Linked DNA regions of Homo sapiens: region 1 is linked to region 2. Evidence: chromatin loops called from intact Hi-C (ENCODE). Cell type or tissue: sigmoid colon. All regions are shown on one strand. Links, peaks and the distances in the headings refer to the core of each region. The heading gives the core; the rest is flanking DNA. Region 1 overlaps PKDCC (protein kinase domain containing, cytoplasmic). Region 2 overlaps SLC8A1 (solute carrier family 8 member A1).

What was found. Hi-C counts contacts between places; a loop is a spot of excess contacts. Peaks named below come from ENCODE experiments on the same cell type or tissue, not always from the same donor. Only the 100,000 strongest peaks of a DNase experiment are listed, where the experiment ranks them.
Region 1: it touches region 2 in a loop (9-fold over the local background); 1 of 110 quality-filtered maps calls a loop at or near these places.

Annotation. Positions count from the first base shown.
Region 1 is chr2:42,053,288-42,056,036 of GRCh38, forward strand. It overlaps PKDCC (protein kinase domain containing, cytoplasmic), which reads left to right. Exons shown (of 7, transcript NM_138370.3): 2 at 1-74; 3 at 749-1,020; 4 at 1,654-1,733; 5 at 1,999-2,106. Among named protein-coding and RNA genes, the nearest start is that of PKDCC, 6.6 kb to the left of the region's middle. RefSeq lists enhancers at 1-223, 224-938. In sigmoid colon, for the core only: no CTCF peak of the experiment used is centred there; DNase peaks (open chromatin) are centred at 139, 874, 1,284 and 2,062; H3K4me3 peaks cover 605 bases; H3K27ac peaks cover 2,500 bases.
Region 2 is chr2:40,121,169-40,124,194 of GRCh38, forward strand. The region is part of intron 10 of SLC8A1 (solute carrier family 8 member A1); the gene reads right to left. The region is part of intron 3 of SLC8A1-AS1 (SLC8A1 antisense RNA 1); the gene reads left to right. Among named protein-coding and RNA genes, the nearest start is that of SLC8A1-AS1, 210 kb to the left of the region's middle. In sigmoid colon, for the core only: no CTCF peak of the experiment used is centred there; no DNase peak of the experiment used is centred there.

The DNA.
Region 1 (2,749 bases), core at 1-2,500, 1.9 Mb after region 2:
CCACCATCACGGAGCTGGGCGCCCCTGTAGAAATGATCCAGCTGCTGCAAACTTCCTGGGAGGATCGATTCCGAGTGAGCTCAGAGGAGGGCTCGGGCCCTGGGCTCCTTGCTAGGATGGTTCTGCCTTAGAAGGCCAGCCCTCCAAAGCAGCTCCCACTCCTCCTCCACCCAGGGAGAGGGAGGGGAGGAAGGCGCACAGGCTGACTCAGCCACCGGCCAAAGGGTTCAAAAAAGAAGCAAGACTTAAAGGATCCCGACATGCTGTGCTCTTGCCCTCCTCACCCCTCCTTGTGCGCGTGTACACACCAGCTTGTGGGGGCTGGCACCTTAAAGAGGGGAGCACTCACACACTCACACTCAGCCTGACTGCAGGAGGGCCAGTGTCCTAGAACTAGGAAAGACCTTAATACCATCCTGACCCTCCCGATATTTCCATACACTGAACTAAAACAACATTCAGGATGCAACTTCAGGGAAGAGATGCATTATCCCCAGACCCTCGCTGCTGCAGTTTCCCACCCACTCCATATCATTTCCAGGGTCAGGCCAGCCGAGAGTTAATAGAAAATCACTGGCCTCCTCTCTAAGGCTGCTGACCTTGGCCTTTGTGGAGCCCTGGGGCCTATAGAAGAGAAGTGCCAACCCCCACAAGCAAAGTTCAGATTCCAAGAGGAGGGTGCCCTCGAGTCCCACAGACCCCCAACCCAGGAGAAAAGCAGTGAGCAGTCTTTTCTTGTGCCCCTCAGATCTGCCTGAGCCTGGGCCGCCTCCTCCACCACCTGGCCCACTCCCCACTGGGCTCCGTCACTCTGCTGGACTTCCGCCCTCGGCAGTTTGTGCTGGTGGATGGGGAGCTCAAAGTGACGGACCTGGATGACGCACGTGTGGAGGAGACGCCGTGTGCAGGCAGCACCGACTGCATACTCGAGTTTCCGGCCAGGAACTTCACCCTGCCCTGCTCAGCCCAGGGCTGGTGCGAGGGCATGAACGAGAAGCGGAACCTCTATAATGCCTACAGGTGACCTCCACCCCTGACTCGGGAACTCCATCGAAGGAGAATGGGCCAGGAGGGCATGGCAGGAAGAGAGCCAACGTGGAGGCCAGCTGGGCAGGGAGACTCAGCCTTGACCAGAGCAAGGGAAGGCTTCTACCCTGTCCAGAAGGGAACATTCAGGCCTCTGATGGAGAGGCTAAAAATAGACAGCTCCAAGGAGAATCCGGGTTAGGGGGTGGCAGCTGGAGGCTTCTTAAAATAGTGTTGGACTCGGAGCCTAGGGCTGGTGGAACTGGCACTTTTCCCTTCCCACCCAGGCCCTTGTGCTCTGGGAAATTCCTCACTGGGCCCCAGCCATGGGGCTGCTCCGACACCGGGAGTCAGTCAGGGGATAATGTGGGGCTGGGAGGTGGGCAAGTCCTGGGAAGGGTTGGGAAGCAGGCCCCTGGTTTCGGTTAGTATGAAGTTAGGTGTGGTGTTAGCATGTGCCCAGAACCCTCCCCCGAGGCTGAGTAGACTTCACTGCGTTCTGCCTGGTTGCTAGGCCTGAGGGATCCGGCTCCCTGGCCAGGTTAGCGTTCTGCCCCAGGTTGGAATAGAGGAAGGATGTGTCTCCAAAGGCTGGATTCCTGAGCCACTGGTTTCCCTCTGCCACAGGTTTTTCTTCACATACCTCCTGCCTCACAGTGCCCCGCCTTCACTGCGTCCTCTGCTGGACAGCATCGTCAACGCCACAGGTGAGCTCTCCAGGGCCCATCTGCTTCCAGGCACCTACCCCACCCCCACCCGCCAGCAAAAGTGGGGAGAAAAATAACCCAGGGCAGCAGGGGTTCTAGAAACCATCACTTCCTAAGGTGGCATTCTGCCGCAACCTCCCCGCTCCCCCGCCCTCTGTTCACTGGGGCACAGGCTCTGGAGGCAGAGGTGGGAGCAGCTGGCTGCTGACTTCAGGGAGGAGTGGGAGCCCCAGGCATCCTGTCTTAGCCACACTGCACTCTGCAGGAGAGCTCGCCTGGGGGGTGGACGAGACCCTGGCCCAGCTGGAGAAGGTGCTGCACCTGTACCGGAGCGGGCAGTATCTGCAGAACTCCACGGCAAGCAGCAGTACCGGTGAGTGGCCCCAAGCTGATCCACAGGGAAGCAAGAAACAGGTGGGAGGGTGAATGACCCCGCCCAATTAGGCTAAGTGGCTCACCCTTTCTCTGGGGACCCTTGTCTCCAAAGGCCACTGTAGGGGCTCACATAGAATCATGGAGGGGCTGACATGGACTAATTTGAGGTTCCATCTCTAGCTGAGCTAGAGCAACTATAATTCTGCCTTCAACCTGGGGTTGGGCACTGATACCCCTACTCTGGATGGCTCCAAACCCTATCATGTACTGGCTATATGACTTTGAGCAAGTTACCCCTTGAACCTCACTTTCCTCATCTGTGAATTGGGTTCACTATTACCCACCTCACCAAATTCTTATGGGAATTAAATGTCAGGTGAAATGTGTGAAAGCAATTAGTGCAGTTCCTATGACACAGCTGGAACGCAGTATATGTTTGCTTCCCTTTCCTTCCTCTAACCTCCCGGGGCTAGAAGGGCACTGCATGTTAGGGAAGGCACACACTGAAACCAGCCAAGAAGCCCCAGGGCAGGGGGAGAATTCTGGCCACTGGTTTCAGGCTGTGGTCCTTCTGCTGAAGCCCTGGGGTTTAGCTGGGGTTGGCAGGGGTTGAGGGGTGAGCAGGTTTCATATTCAAGGAG
Region 2 (3,026 bases), core at 292-2,791:
GCATCCCTGCTAGATCCACTTAATCAGACTCTCTGAGGACGGGATACAGAAATACACCTTTTAACAAGCGGCCTAGGTTGTTCTTATTTATACCAAGGCTTGAGAACCACAGTTGTAAGACATGGGAAGGGGAGATACTACTCGAAGTGCCCACAGTTTTGGGGGCCTTCCTGCGAGTAATAGATGTTTGAGTTTCAGGGAAGCAGCTAATCGGAAAGAAGTAAGAAGCTGGTTTCTCTTAGAAACATGGATGCCCTTAGCTATAGTGGTTATTTTGCTGATAAAATGTGGGTAGGCGTCACGGAGATGCTGGGGGCTGCTTAATTGTAGCTTCTTCCACTCACAATATGGTTATTCTCCTATTTTTTTAAACCCTATTCCAGCTACCCTAAAAGGCCAAATGAGGGGGAATTACCTAAATTGATTGAATTGTGCTGCTCTGTTTGCCAGGTTGGAAGCTTACCTACTTCATAGGGTTTTGAAGGAAATGAGTTAACATGAATAGAATAGGGCCTGGCACTTAATGGGTGTTCAGTATTATTAGCTATTTTTATAATACAACAGAGCCAGATCCCCAGAGAATCCATACATGGTAGGGAATTCTGACTATTGCCAATGATTCTATACTTTTAAGGAGTTATAACACCCTTTAAAAATTATTAATTTGACAATCCTTTGCATTTAAAAGTGTGATAGAGCTTAAAATTCTTAATTATTTTACTTTGAAAATTTCATACAACCAAAGTCATTAAAAGACATTAGAGCTCTTTTGGTTTAGAGCCCAAATCTTACTAATGGCTGTAAGGTAGATATCTTTACTTAAACAGTGTATATATTCCTCTCTTTTTTCTTTTTTGCCTTCTATACCCTCATCTGTCTTGCTCTTTTAGAATTAAAAGAGAAATAGTGTTTACTTATGTACTTGTTCTTCTGCTGTCACTGAAGACCTTAAACAAGCATTTGTCTTTGGTTGCGATATTTATTTACCCAAGTAAATAGAAAACCTCTCTTTCTCTCTCACAAGTGCATGCGCGCGCGCACACACACACACACACACGTGTGCGCGCGCACACACACACACACACTTCACTGGTTCATGTGAAAAGAATCATCATTTGGCTTCCAAGTGAAGTTCAAGAGGTAACAGAATTGCTGATGTTTGACTGATTAATAACCAGGTAGATGAGGAGTTGAAAAAAGGAAACACACTGAAAATTTCTGCCCATAAAAGTTGTCCCTGAAGAGGGTAAAGAAGAAATGGAGACAGTGACATGACCTACTTTTAGAAGAGAAGGAAGCAGCGATAAGTAAAAAGTTCAAGAGGACCTATATTGGCAGGATCAGGGCACCTGCTTCTAGTCACTTTTGTCCCCAGCTACAAATGAGAGTCAGCAGGACAACTTTTGAAAACATGAACTTGCTAGCCCCACCTTGAGTTTCTGCTTAATCGGCCTGAGATGTGGCTGGAGCATTGGTATTTATCAAAGCTTCCCCAAGCAGATTGAGCTCCACTAACTGACCACTCACAGCCCTGGTTTCTTTGTCCCTGTAAGGAGGACAATGATGCCTCCCTTAGATTAACTGAGGTAATGATGTATGGAATGAGTGACACATAGATTTGTTTTTAGAGTAACCATTTTTGTTATTGAAAAATTAGCTATTTTTCATTTTTGCATGTTAACTTGAATGTTTGCACTTTATGGAGGTGCCCCGGGCTTAGTTTTCCTACTTTGTATCTGATATCCTGCTGTATTTTAAGTTCAAAGAAAGAAATTTATTCTAATTAAAGGAGAGAAAAAAATGGAGGTTTATTTTTCAGGGAACACAAAACAGTGAAGTGAAAGGATACAAACCAGCAGCGCAGCACTATTTGATCTGCTTTCCAAACTGTAATTGGAGTCATGTTCTCAAAAGGAAATGATAAGACTCCACTACACACACCTAGAATAGGATTATTTTTCAGTGTGATGTTCACAGGTGTCCAAGAGAGAATCCAAGGGGTGCTGACAAGGTCTAGATAACTGATACATTTGACAACGGACAGAGTGTCCAAGGAAAATATCAAGAAGCTTCATCATGTTCAACTCCGACTGTGACTACACAATGGTAAAGCAGCTGATCGTTTGAAAGAAAATAAATACAATTATTCCATATAGAAACATCAGGCTGACTCCTTTAGCAAACATGGATAAGAAACAGATTAAGAAGGAGCTATTTTCATGAAAGACTCCTTATTCTTTAATACCATTAATGGAGATAATTCTCTGATAAGGAAAATTACACTCTGCCACTCACATACACACACTCACTTCACTGGTTCATGTAAAAAGAATCCTCATTTGGCTTCCAAATGATGAACAATTTTTTTTTGATTCCTTAAATTCTTGGCTTCTCCTGGCATTACATTTGGGCTGTCTTTATAGTACTTTAAAATGGGCTGGAATGAACTTGCTTTTAAAATAGCATCAAGTTTTTGATATTTTCAGTTTTAAGCCATGATTCTGTTACTTTCATAATAACTCTTATTTTAATAATGCAAAGTCCGTGAGGGCAAAAAGAATCATAAGATTTAGTTAAGCAACATTTGGCTAATTTTGAAAAGGAAAAAAGCAAGGGCAAATTTGAAGCTAAAAACAAATAGCTGAATTAATTGTCATTTTCCCAAGCCAGATGGTTTGTTATTATATAGATATAACTGAAACTAACTTCCTGCTTAAACACAATCTAGGGCTGCCCTGCACAGATCGGTGTCCTCTGACTCGCTTCTCCTCCCTTCCCAATAATCTCCCTCTTTCAGTTAATCCTCTTTGCATTTGAAGCCTAGTTCTTTCTTCTATGCTTTGTTCTATTTCTGGAACATCCATCTCCTATCCAAATCTCCTCAAATTCTCTTCTCTCCTATTTTAGAGATAGTAAAGACATAGGTTCGCCTGTCTTGCTAGAGCTAGCTGAGAAGGATCAGATAGAGAAACTGTACTCTAACTTGAAGAGAAATAAAAAGAAAACAGAAACCTTCATTCTCACCT